Regions from separate parts of the Homo sapiens genome. Here region 1 is linked to region 2. The links are chromatin contacts, found by Hi-C in ENCODE. All regions are on one chromosome and are shown on one strand. The core of a region is the stretch at or near the end of the contact, and the rest is flanking DNA. Distances in the headings are between cores, read along the strand shown. Region 1 overlaps MAML3 (mastermind like transcriptional coactivator 3). Region 2 has its middle 8.7 kb from the start of MGST2.

Region 1 (6,954 bases), core at 4,197-6,696, 240 kb before region 2:
ACACCACATGCATATTTTTGCTTTTCAAGTTCCTGACATTTTCTGTTGTGTACACTCAGGGTATTTTTAAATACTGATAAGCATGTGAATGCAAACCTCATGTAGTCAAATCTGGCAGTGTGGTCAGTCTTCAGTGAAATCTATTACACTGCCTTGCTTGATACCTTTCTGTTCAGCTCTTTTTGATGTGTGGTGTTTAGACAAAAGGTAACAAAATATTCAATGCAGTAAAAATCTTCCTTTCTTTCACATTCACATGACTTCAAAAATATCTCTAAAGTCATCAATTGTTATTACAAAAAAAAAAATTGCTTCTGAACTGAGACCAAGGTGAAAAAACTCTGTCCCAGGGGAGTTTTAGAGAGCTATAACCATGCAAAAGTAGGTAGTTACAGAAAATATTATGCAAACTTAACTGTAGCATTATAATGGAAACTGCATAAATAATATGTGGATGGCTAGGTAAGAAAGATAAAACCATTGAAATACATACTTTTTACTCTACAGTTTTACAGTACGTTTACAATGCACCACAATTTGAACAGAAAGTTGACAAACTCTGAACCTGTTTTAGGCAAAGTGATTTATCGCATGAGGCACTGGGCTGGCGCAAGAATCCTAACCATCATTCCTTGTTCTTCCTCTGAGTTACATTATGGCCCTGGTCTCTATGCCTCGATTTTCCCACTGTACATCTCTCTGCAGTCAAGTGGATTATGGAAAATCATCGTAAAGTGACATTTACTAAGCTGCAGGGAACAAACACTTACTATTCAGAGCCTCCTAAAGTCATGGCAGGCTAACTTTTGCCTCCTCTGAGGTTTTGCTTAGAGTCATCTCTGACTATACTTCTTTGCTAATAGTTAAGGAGTGAATGTGAAGTTTCTTCTGAATTTGGGAGACAAACACTTTTGAAAATATATACATGCTGGGCAGGTGGTATGCACCCATAGTCTCAGCTACTTAGCTACTTAAGAAGCTGAGGCAGAAGGATCACTTGAGCCAGGAAGTTTGAGGCCAACCTGGGCAACATAGTGAGACCCGCCCCCCATCTCAAAATAAGTAAATACATTAATAAAAATAGGAGTATACATATTGTTAAACTCTGAACCAATAGCAGTTGTTGAGTTACTTGCCTCAAGACCAAGTCTGAGCTGTATTGATATGTACGTTAAGGATGGCATTGTCTGTTTGCTTAACCAGCCATGCAAGAATGATATTGGATCATGTAATGGGCTGAGTTGTGTCCTCTCAGATTCATTTGCTGAAGTCCTACTCCCCAGTTTCTCAAAATGTGACAGTATTTGGAGATAGGGTCATTTTAAGTTAAAATGAGGGCATTAGGGTAGGCCCTAACTGAAGATGACTATTATCTATATAAGAAGAGGAAATTTGGACCACAGGAAGATGCCAGGAATGAGTGCTGACAGAGGGAAGACTGTTCAAGGACACAGTGAGAAACTGGCTGCCTGTAAGCCAAGAAGAGAGGCACAGGAGAAACCAACCCTGCAGATACCTTGATCTTGGACTTCCAGCCTCCAGAACTGTAAGAAAATTAATGTATGTTGTTTGAGCCACCCAGTCTGTGGTATTTTGTTATGGCAGCCCTAGAAAACTAATACAGATCACTTCGAATATTTTACCTTTTGTAACCAGCTATAACTGATTTAACTGATTTTTTTTTTTTTTTTTGAGACAGAGTCTTGCTCTGCCGCCCGGGCTGGAGTGCAATGGCATGATCTCGGCTCACAGCAAGCTCTGCCTCCCGGGTTCATGCCATTCTTCTGCTTCAGCCTCCTGAGTAGCTGGGACTACAGATGCCCACCACCACACCCAGCTAATTTTTTTGTATTTTTAGTAGAGACAGGTTTCACCGTGTTAGCCAGGATGGTCTCGATCTCCTGACCTCATGATCCACCCACTTCAGCCTCCCAAAGTGCTGGGATTATAGGCGTGAGCCACTGCGCCCAGCCCTATAACTGATCTTTATCATTACAAAATCAGAAGTTAGCACTAGAAGTGACCATTTTTCCTCCAGTGTCTCCTGAAACCTTCTGGATAAAGTCCAAGCTTCTTACCATGGTACACAGGTCTATACAGCTCTTTCTTCTGCAAGCTTGTTTCTCCACACTTCTGCCCTACACTCTGGCTCAAGCCAGATACAACCACAGTCAGGTGCTACATAATGACATTTCAGTCAACGACAGGCCACATATATGATGGTGGTTCCACAAGATTGTAACGCCACATTTTTCATGTTTTTACTGTACCTTTTCTGTGTTTAGATATGGTTAGATACACAACCAATTACCATTGTGTTACAGTTGCCTATAGTATTCAGTACAGTAACATGCTGTACAGGTTTGTAGCCTAGCAGCAATAGACCCCAGGTGTGTAATAGGATATTAGGCTTGTGTGAATATGATGTTCACACAATGATGAAATCACTTAACACATTTCTTAGAATGAATCTTTGTCATTAAGCAAGTTTTCACTTAAAACCATGCTTCCTTCTCCTCTGACCCAAGGTGGTGCTCTCTCTGCCTGGGCTGTCTTCACCTCACTATGAATGCTTAAGTTCTCGGGTTGTGTGTCAGCCCCAGCAGGAAGCCTTACTTCATCTGGACTGAGTGGCATGTGGTGCTTTGTGCTCCCACAGCGTGGTCGCCTATGCCTACTGCAAACGACACTGTCTTTGCCCATCTGCATTTCTTTCCTCTCCATTCTGAAGGAAAGAGATTGGCTTTTGTTCAGTAGCGTGTCCCTACTTGCTGATACAGAACCCAGCACCCAGTAGATGTTCAGTTAGTTAAATCTAAGCATGAGCAAATTTGTGCAAAATATTCCTTTAAAATATCAATTGAGAGCCAAACCCATCTAAGACACTGAGAGGACAGAGACATGTTCGAACCAAATTATCAGTTTCATTAGTTTGCTAGAGTTGCCAGTACCACACACTGGGTGGCTTCAACAAGAGCAATTTATTCCCTCATAAGGAGGCTAGAAGTCCAAAGTCAAGGTGATGGGATGGTTTCTTCTGAGGCCTTGCAATGGTCTGAATGTTAGTCCTCCAGAATTCATGTGTTGAAACATAATCTCTGCTGTGGTAGTAAGAGGATGGGGCCTTTAGGGAAGTGATGAAGTCATGATGACATCACCCCCATGAATGGATTATTGCCTCCCAAAGGGCTGGAAGGAACTAGCTTAGGCCTTTCCCTTTGCTCTTCTGTGTTTTCACCATGGGAGGACACAGTGTTCCCTTTTGCCTTTCTGTCCCTTCTGCCATGTGAGGATACCTAGATGGTGCCGTCTAATGAGTAATGGCCGTTCACCAACACTGACATTGTGAGTGCCTTGATCTTGGACTTTCCAGCCTCTGGAACTGTGAACAAATACATTTATGTATAAATTACCCAGTCTCAGGTATTTTGTTATAGCAGCACAAACAGACTAAGATTGGCATCTCCCCTTTGCTGGTAGATGGTTATCTTCTTATAAGAACACCAGTCATATCACATTGGCGCCCACTCTAATCACCTCATTTTAACTTAACCTCTGTAAAGACTCTGCTCTAAATGTAGTCACATTCTGAGATACTGGGAGTTAGGACTTCAACGTATGAAGTGGACACAGAATTCAGTCTCTGATCATTAGTCATGAGCACTGGCTTCATAGGTATTTACCACCTTTGTGTATCCCTAGACTGGACGTAGACTGCTACATTGCCGTCCAGAAGGTTATTAGCCGTAAAGATTCTGTAATAAGGGTACATTTTTGTCAAGAAAGGAGCATTTTGTAGTTTGTTGTTTTCAGAGGTTGGAGTAGGCTATTATATTGGGAATTCTACAGCCCCAAGAATAAAGTCCTGGAAGACTGATGTTATGAAATTACTGCAGAATTCATTGCTGAAGCTGGACACAGTGGTTTAAATCTCTAATCTCAGCACTTTGAGAGGCTTAGGTGGGAGGATCGCTTGAGCCAAGGCCTGGGTGACAGAACAAGACGCCATTTCTAAAAATAAAAATTTTTTAAAGAATTCATTGTGAACATTACTGTCTTCACTGGAAATTCCTGTTCTGAAATGGCCAGTACTTGGTTAACCCAGGAAATTCAATGGTCACATGTCCAGTTCCTACCCAGGAGATGAAAACATTGGATCGGAAGGTTTTCTTCCTGTCTTCACTGCTCATTGGACTTTCAGGACTGGAAGAGGTCTGTGGATCACGATGAAGTCTTGTTGTCTTTTAGCTTCAGATTGGACACAGAGGTTTTAGGCTGCCACGTCTTAAAGGGGCACTAAAGGGTCCACCCGGGCTCAGCCTTGGTCACTCCCTGTACATAATTGAAATCGCTGCCCACAGAAGTCAGTGAGGTTGTGCGGAAGAGGCTGTGTAAATGACTCTGACTGTTGCTATAACAACAGTACCTTGGTCTAATTTCTTTTGAAAAATGAATTTCAGCTGGTGGGATGAAGCCGAGCCGCTTTGCCCCACAGATGAAAGCTCTGCCGCCAGGCTCCAGAGCTCTGCTGTTTACGGGCTGAATGTGTGGTGTGTACCTCCGCCTGGCTGAAAATTTTCAGAGCGGCTCAAATGACTTCCATGTTTGCCTGTATGTGAGAACGTGCCTGTCTGTCTGTGGGTATCTTCTTCATCCATGGGGGATTCATCCCGGAGAGAAAAATTCTCTCCTCCTGCCTTGGTTTCTGTTTATTAACAAAGTTACTCAAAAGACATGCAAATAATGACAGTTCCGTAATTGGTCAATGAAGGCAAGTCCCTAAGCCCCCTCAGGTTTGGAGTAAAAATCTGTTGTGAAATGGAGGATGGAGGCCTGGGAGTCAGATGCTGTCTAGAAATAAGAATTATGTCCTGTTTGCTCGCTCATTGAGACGTGTGTGTGTGTGTGCGTGTGTGTGTGCGTGTGTGTGCGTGTGCGTGCGCGCCTGCGTGTGTGTCCAGGGGAAGGAGAGAAGGAGAGAATGAGAGAAACTGGAAATTCTCTTCCAGGAGGGTAGCTCTTAGCTGCCTGGGAGTACTGCTTTATGCAAACTGCATCTCACAAGAAAGAGCAGTGTCTGGCCTCTTTGAGGGAAACACGAGGCTTTTTATCGAGTAAGAGATCTTATTTCAATACTTTTGTTTTCCAAAGGGAGATAAACATGTGATGGGATTTTATTCAAAAGCAGTCTCAGGTCTGGGCACCCTGGCTGTTCGCATCCTGCTAGGCTGGTGCACGACTTCAGTGCTGTTGAGGAAAACAGTCTTTTGGAAGGGCTGAAAACAAAAATGAGAATTCCTTATTGAAAAGAAAGGACATTTTAAGTAAACAATGAAATAAAAAGATTGTTGAATCCTCCCCAAGGGAGAGAAAAATACTCAGCCTCCCTGAAATATTGCTCCTTCCCGCCTCCCTCCTTCCAGAAAATAAACAAATCGAAACCTCACGCTTAGTTCTAACATGCCTATTCTTTGGTCTGTGTTGTTGGTGTAAGTCTCCAGCTGTGAATGATGCAGATAAGATCTGATCTTTTCATTTGCCATCCTCCTCCCTTATGGGGAGGAAAGCCTTCCCTTCTTCCTCACCAACCTCCTTTACCGGCATTTCTTTACAGCTCTAAATAAAATCCCATTAGGAATTTCAGATTGTAAGGCAAGGTCATGTATACAAGCATGTTTGAATAGAAAATGTATTCATGACTTCTAGTGGGAGATTATCAGGAGATATTCCTAAGGATATTGTTTCTTGTCCTTAAAAATAAATGTAATGTTATATGTGTGTGTATTTATGTATATGAAACAACAGAGCAGTACAGGGTTCAGATTGTGGAATGCTGATGGCAACTACCAGTCTCAGTGGAGCTTTTTCCTACAGAAAGCTACTGAGTGAAGGAAGCTACCGCTGGGATGCACACATTTGCTCTCTTCTGAAGTTTTCAGGGCTGCAGCCATCATCACTTCTCAAACACATGCTAAATTTGCAGAGTGACATCTTTCCTTGTAGAGGAAGCACAAGGCTTTTCTGTGAATCAGCCAGATCTGACTCAAAGACATGAACACATCCCCTTTAGAGCGTCATGACACAGGTGTCTAAAACACTTTCCCAGAATTTCTAAGCAGGTTTGCTGCAGTTTGATTGGGACAGAAGTCATCAGATGCAAAATAGCAGAGTAGGTGAGAGCATAGATTTGAGAGGCAGGCATAACTGAGTAGGGCTGTGCTGTGTGCCCTAGGACAAACTACCTGTCCTCTCTGAACCCATTCCTGTCCTTTAAGTTATTGTGAGGGTTAATCGAGGTAAGATATGTAAAGCACTTAGCTCAATGCCTGGCTGGTTAGCTCTCAGTCAATTAGAATATTGTATGACAATAATATATTGAAACATTTAGTAAGCAGTGAGTCAACTTCTGTGATAAAAACTTAGAAGTTTAGAGCATTCTACTGAAAACTACGTGAGATTTGAAAATCATATGGCCTTAGCATTTGCAAAGATAACAGTCTTGCTTTTAATGAGTAGTTGATAATTTTGTTAACACCAGTTTAAACTGCACGTATAGAGTTTGTGAAAAACTTTATAACTTCGGATACAGAGACTACACAGGATTCCTGTGACTTGTGATGAAAATATAATTTATTCATTCCACTGGGAGAAAGCCAGGAGCCTGTAAAAACATTTATGTATTTGGAAATTTGGAGATTTGAGGGGATCTTGGAACTTAGAGTTTCTAAATGTGGAGGACTTCAGCTGCCACTGCTCCTGATGTTTTACGATCCATTCCCAATATGTTGTTGTGCATTCAGTTGGTACTTATTACATGTTTAAGCATAATTAAAGGATAAAAACATACCTAAAGATTCAGCCACACCCCCAAAAAAGATTTAAAATATTTTTAAAGAGTCATTAAATCAGGATGTTGCTTTAGCACTTACAGCTGGAATTGGATGGGTGCTCATG
Region 2 (6,313 bases), core at 1,119-3,618:
ATCCAGATTCATACACATTCCTACGCACACACACCCACACTCATAAACACCCACACACACGCACACACACTTGTGCACTCACACATTCACATTCATGTACTCCCATCACACATTCAAAACACACACTCATACACTTACATACTCTACAAAAACTTACGTTCCAAAAGGAAATTTGTAAGCTGAATGTTTAGACCTCAGAACACATATTTTCACAAAAATAATATTATGGCCAGGAGCGGTGGCTCACGCCTCTAATCCCAACTCTTTGGGAAGCCGAGGTGGGCGGATCACTTGAGGTCAGGAGTTCAGGACCAGCCTGGCCAACATGGTGAAACCCTGTCTCTACTAAAAATAGAAAAATTAGCCAGGCATGGTGTCACGTGCCTGTAGTCCCAGCTACTCTACTCAGGAGGCTGAGGCAGGAGAATCACTTGAACCCAGGAGGCGGAGGTTGCAGTGAACTGTGATCGTGCCACTGCACTGCAGCCTGGACGACAGAGCCAGACTCCGTCTCAAAAAATAATAATAATAATATAAATGGTGGCCATGTTTCCAGGTTACCACACATGAAACAAAACTTTCTATTCTTTTTTTTTTTTTTTTGCTTTTGTGTTTTAAATCAAATTTGAACCCATAAATTAGGTAACATACTGCATATTGGCAATTAAGCAACAACAAAAACAACTAATACTATTGGTTTGCCTTTTTCATGGAATCATTACAAACTTTTTAAACTGAATAGTACTTTGTATTAGATACTTTAAAACAGGGTCACTGGCGTGAACGTGCCCTGGCTCCTGTAGGCCATGCTCAGAGCTCGACTGTTGAACTTGCTGGGATAGAGCAGCAAGAGACGGGACAGCCTGGAGCCCAGAGGCCTGAGGTGTTCTGGATGAGCCCAGGGCTGCTGAGAAGGCCTCACTCTGATGGGGGCCTCTCATGCCCACCCTGCCAGCTCCCAAATCCAGTCAACAGAAGGCACTGTACTAGGCCCTATGCCAACCACTGGACAGAATTATCTCAACTAATCTGCATAGTCAAACAGTAAAGTGCATATATTATTCCCATTCTTCAGATGGAGAAACTGAGGCTGAGAGGTTAGTGACTGGCCCAGAGTCAGTACAACCCAGTCCTGCTGCCCCAGAGCCTTTACTCTTAACTTTGGCTGCACATTGGAATCATGTGAGGAGGGGTCATTAAAAATTACAGAACTTCAGATTTAATTAGCTCAGGTTCAGCCTAGGCACCTGAACGTTTTAAAGCTTCCCAGGTAATCCTAATGCACAGCCAGGTGGAGAACCACTGTCTTAACCAATGTTTCTCAGCATAGCCCATACCACTGCTACCACACTGGAGGTGACAGAAACACACAGATGTCTGGGCCTCATCCAGGATCCATTATGACACGCCAGCAAAGCACACATGGTCTCATGTAACTTGCACAAAACTCCCAGGAGCCTGTAAATTATTCCCATTTTATAGATAAGGAAACTGAAACTGAGACCTAGAAAGCTTCAAGAGCTTGACAAATCACTCCATTTGACTGCATCCAAAAGAGGGAAGATGGGGCAGGGCTGTTGAGGGGGTGAATAATCTGGTAGGTGCCCAAAGTGAGCATCAGTGGTGCCAGGATAGAGGAGAAAGGGGTGTGGAAGGTTCTGCAGTGGCAGAAGGGAAGAGGTGAGGCTGGGAATAGATGGGACCTGTAGGCCTCACGGGTGCAGCCCAGGAGAAATGCTGGTTTCCACTGGAGGAGTTTACAGTATGCCTGGGTGGAAGAGAGAAGGACAGACAGACATGGGAGGGAAATCTGAGGCTGAGATGGGGCAACAGGCTCTGAGGCACCAGCAAAGGTAAGTGTGGCTGGAGCCGAGTCTCAGCTGATTGGGCCCAGTACTTCCCCGCCCACTGGCTTTGAAGTGCATGGAGACTGGTGATTCTCACATTAGAATCACCAAGGGCGTTTTTGAAATAAACACTGATTTAACTGAAAAATCTCCAGGACTACCAACTACTGCCTCAGAGAACTTACTGAGATTTCTATGCACCAGAGGAGAGTTTACTCTCTTGAAACCTACAGCATATTATGTGATTGGGCTACTTAAAGAAAAAAAGGGGTACCGTGGCTTCACTTGGTGTCTCTCTGGGGCTTAAGGCAAAAGAAAAAGGGCAAGCTACCCCTCTTTTGATGAGAAAACACAAAAGGTTGGTGGATTAAGAACAAACAGTTAAAAGCAGCTCTTATTCACTTTGAAATGTGGTGCTAAACCTGCATCTGGGCTGACACACCAAACAACAGTCATTTCAACACAGCACAATCCTGTTAGAACATGACTCACAAAAACACCGATGTGTCTAGATCGGAGGCCAAGTCACGTCCTGCACAAAAAGAAAGGAAACACAGCAAAACAAGAAACCTACTGGCCCCAAACAGGAAAGCCCTCCTGTGCATGCGGGCCTGTGACTGCATCCTTCAGCTACCTTAGCAAGATGATAAAGAACTTTGAAAACTGCTTGCCTGCTTCTCTTTTCTTTCTTTCTTTCTTTCTTTCTTTCTTTCTTTCTTTCTTTCTTTCTTTCTTTCTTTCTTTCTTCTTCCTCTTCCACTTCTTCCTTTCCTTTCTCCGCCTCTCCCTCCCCTCCTTCTCCTCCCCTTCCTCCCCCTCCCTTCTCCTCCTCCTCTTCCTCCTTCTTCTTTCTTTCTTCTTGTTCTTCCCTCGTTCTTCTTTCTTTTCTTCTTCCCTCCTGCTTGCCCTTAGGGTGTGCCTGGTTCTCACCTTTGCTTCTGGGACTTGGGCAGGATGATATCCTCAGAATTTCAGTTTCTGGCCATTCCCAGACAAACCTGTCTGGGACAGGAATTCCAGACAAAACAGCTTATCCGCCCTTCCACGCCCTCTCCTGCATGAGCCTATTTTTCATTCTCTTCTCAGAGGTCCCACTGGCTGGTCATCTAATTTCATCCCTAATTTGTAGTAGAAGGATTCTAACAGCCACACATTTAGAGCTAGGAGCTGCAGTTTAAGGTGCTCTATCAAAATAACATATTTTGTGAAACCGCTAGGGGGAGTCAATCCAGGGCTGCCAGACCTGCCGGGATAACACCACCAGAGGCAGCTCAGCTTCCAGGCAAGCCACCCTCTGAGGTCCCTGTGATAGCTTACTCCTCCAGGTTTCCAGAAGTCCCTACAGATGCACATCAGTGAAAATGGAACAAGTCAGTTAACACAAACTGTCAAAATCATCTCTAAATAATGTCCTATAAAAATTCAGTTTTTCAGGTATGAACACATTGACCATTTCCAGCAAGCGACCTGTAACAGTCAATTGCTCAAAACCCACAGGTGCTCAAATGTAAAAATACCAGGATTTAACCGTTAGTCCTGATCCACTCAGAGCTAGACGGAAGCCAAACACAGACGCTGCCCCAGAGACGTACATTCCATGGAGAAGGGTCAGAAAAGGACACTTTACGTTTGGCATCCCTGTGGCAAACTGCGAGGGGATAGAGGAGGGGTGAGAAAAGACACAAGGTTTCCACCTGGTGGTGGGGAAATCCCTAGCCAAGGGGATGCCCGTTTTTTGATCAATATTCCGAGGAATTGGATACCACACCTTGGACTTTGATTTGATCCCTTGATGTACCCCTAGCTTTTAAAGTGGCTTGGTTAAAAAAAAAAACAAAAACTTTGCAAAAATTATTTGGAAAGGAGTGGGTCAGAGAGCTGGGCAGTGTCTGAAGAGTTTCTCAAGATCAGGCAGACAGTTTGGTTGGTAAAACATCCGAGAACTGGGTTTTTATTCATACTGGAATGAGGGTACTGCTTTGCAATGAAAGAGAAAAATCTAAAGCAAGGAAAGGGGGCCAGGTGCAGTGGCTCACGCCTGTAATCCCAGCAACTCAGGAAGCTGAGGCAGGAGGATCGCTTGAGTCCAGGAGTTCTAGGCTGCAGTGAGCTATGACTGCACCACTGCACTCCAGCCTGAGCTGCCATCTCAAAAAAAAAAGAAAAGAAAAAAGAAAGAAAGAAAGGAACAAACCAGAAAATAGCAATGCACATAAGGCCGGGCGTGGTGGCTTATGCCTGTAATCTCAGGATTTTGGGAGGGCGAGGCGGGCGGATCACTTGAGGTCAGGAGTTCAAGACCAGCCTGGCCAACATGGTGAAACCCCATTTCCACTAAAAATACAAAAAAATAGCCAGGTGTGATGGCATGCTCCTGTAGTCCCAGCTACTCGGGAGGCTGAGGCAGGAGAATCACTTGAATCTGGGAGGCAGAGGTTGCAGTAAGCCGAGATCGCCCCACTGCACTCCAGCCTGGGAGACGGTGCAAGAATCCTTCTCAAAAAAAAAAGAAAAAAAAAAAGAATGTGCATAAGTTCATTTATTCATTCATTCATCAAATGCATTGAGTACCTACCACATGCCAAGCTCCATACTAAGTGCTGAGACCCAGGAATAAGCAAGACAGACAACAGCCCTGCTCTTACAGTATTTACAGCAGAGTGAGGAGGATGTACATTAACAAGCCATAACCAAAGCGAATTAATTCATGATCAATGTGGGGAGTGCTGTGAGAGGTCCCAACTGCCATACGAATGTATGTCAGGGGGCCTAACCTAGTCTGGGAGGCAAGAAGAGCCTTCGCAAAAGTGACATTTTGGCTGAGGACTGATCCTAAAGTGTTAGCTAGATGAATGGTGCACAGGTGTGTGTGTGTCAGAGGGTGGACTGGAAGGAGAAAGGGGAATATTCCAGGCTGAGAAAGAACAGGAAAAGGCTTGTAGAGGGAAAGGCTATGGCATGGTCAAAGAATCCTGAATGAAGTCCGGTGTGGCTGTTGCTTAGAGACCTGGAAGAGAGTAGTGTCTGCTGTGCCAGGGTTGGCCCACATAGGGTCATGTTAAGTATGCTTACTTCATACCGGCTGTTCTCAACCTGGGATGATTTTGTCCTCAGGGGACATTGGGTGATGCCTGTAGACATTTTACTTATTACAGCTGGGGAGTGAGGTGCTACTGGCACCTAGTGGGTAGAGTCCAGAGATGCTGCTAAATATCTTATGTTGCACAGGGCAGCCCCCACAGCACAGCAAAGAGTTGCCCCGCTCACAATGTCAGTAGTGCTGAGGTTGAGAGACCCTGTTTACAAGGAGGATGTGAAGCCTGTCATGGGTTTTAAGCTGGAAGGTTTTGTGATGAGATTTGTTTCAAAAAGATCACTCTGACACCAGTGTGGACTGATGGGGCAGTATCACTCGTGTAGATACGAATGGATCTGTTAGGAAAGCATATTATGGTCTAGGCAAGAGAAGATGTTGGCCTGGCCTAGGGAAATGTCAGTGTGGATGGAGAAAGAGATTTAAAAGAACAAATCAATTGCATTTCAGGGCAGATGGGTTGTAGAGGGTCCCTTAGCCCATGCTTTCTAGACAAGGCTGGAATGCTGAGGCTTTATTTGGCGGGTGCAGTATCAGGGCAGCAAAAGTGATGGGAGAGCCAAGTATGGCAGATTGGCCAGAAGCAGAGCATGTCCACGTGGGGTGCTGCTTCAGATGCCCTGTGATGAGATGTAGCCAGTCACTGCACAGGCACCCCAGCCAGCCCTCGGGGAATCTCTGGACAGGCTGAGTGGAGAAACTGCACCTCAGCACAATCCACTGAAGGGAGGAAAGGAGAGGGAACTTATTTTCTTTTATTATATATATTTTTTAACTTTTATTTTAAGTTCGGGAGTACATATGCAGGTTTGTTACATACATAAACGTGTGTCACGGGGTTGGTTGTGCAGATTATTTCATTATCCAGGTATTAAGCCTAGTACCCATTTGTTATTTTTCCTGATCCTCTCCCTCCTCCCACCCTCCACCCTCAGAAAGGACCTGGTATGTGTGTTCCCTCCATGTGTCCATGTGTTCTCAGGACTTTGTCTTCTACACCTCATCTCCCATTGGGGCAGTTTCCCCCATGGCAGTTTTTAAACAGAACTGCAAATTCTTTGCCATTTCTCCCGTCTTGAGGTGGGGACACGCAGCAGGAGTGATGCTGGGCAGCTTCTGCTTTATTCACCGGGGCCCTCATGCTTGGAGCCCTCGGCTGCCATGAGAGAAATCAGCTACCCGAAGGGCACCATGTGAGCCCACGTGTAAGGGCTCTGGGTGACAGCTCCAGCTATGGCCCCAGCACGCAGCCCCACCTGCATGGATATACGTTCATATGATTCTAGCCCACAGCTGTGGGGGCACTCCCAGCCATTGTCTCCTCAGCTGAGGCCTCAGACATTGAAGAGCAGAGACATGCCAGTCCTACCGT

What was found. Hi-C counts contacts between places; a loop is a spot of excess contacts on that map. Pooled maps may share reads with other maps.
Region 1: a pooled map shows a loop between it and region 2 (8-fold over the local background). The contact joins two enhancer-like sites. A Hi-C loop is called at or near these places in 1 of 168 maps with a recorded cell type or tissue (endothelial cell of umbilical vein) and 5 of 50 pooled maps.

The regions. Positions count from the first base shown.
Region 1 is chr4:139,900,230-139,907,183 of GRCh38, reverse strand. The region is part of intron 1 of MAML3 (mastermind like transcriptional coactivator 3); the gene reads left to right. Among named protein-coding and RNA genes, the nearest start is that of MAML3-AS1, 220 kb to the left of the region's middle. Within about 2 kb of position 5,446, at least 6 of the 41 ENCODE cell types and tissues checked have a DNase peak (open chromatin) inside an H3K27ac peak, as active enhancers do; they include endothelial cell of umbilical vein, where a contact is called at or near this core.
Region 2 is chr4:139,653,951-139,660,263 of GRCh38, reverse strand. No RefSeq gene overlaps it. Among named protein-coding and RNA genes, the nearest start is that of MGST2, 8.7 kb to the left of the region's middle. Within about 2 kb of position 2,368, at least 10 of the 41 ENCODE cell types and tissues checked have a DNase peak (open chromatin) inside an H3K27ac peak, as active enhancers do; they include endothelial cell of umbilical vein, where a contact is called at or near this core.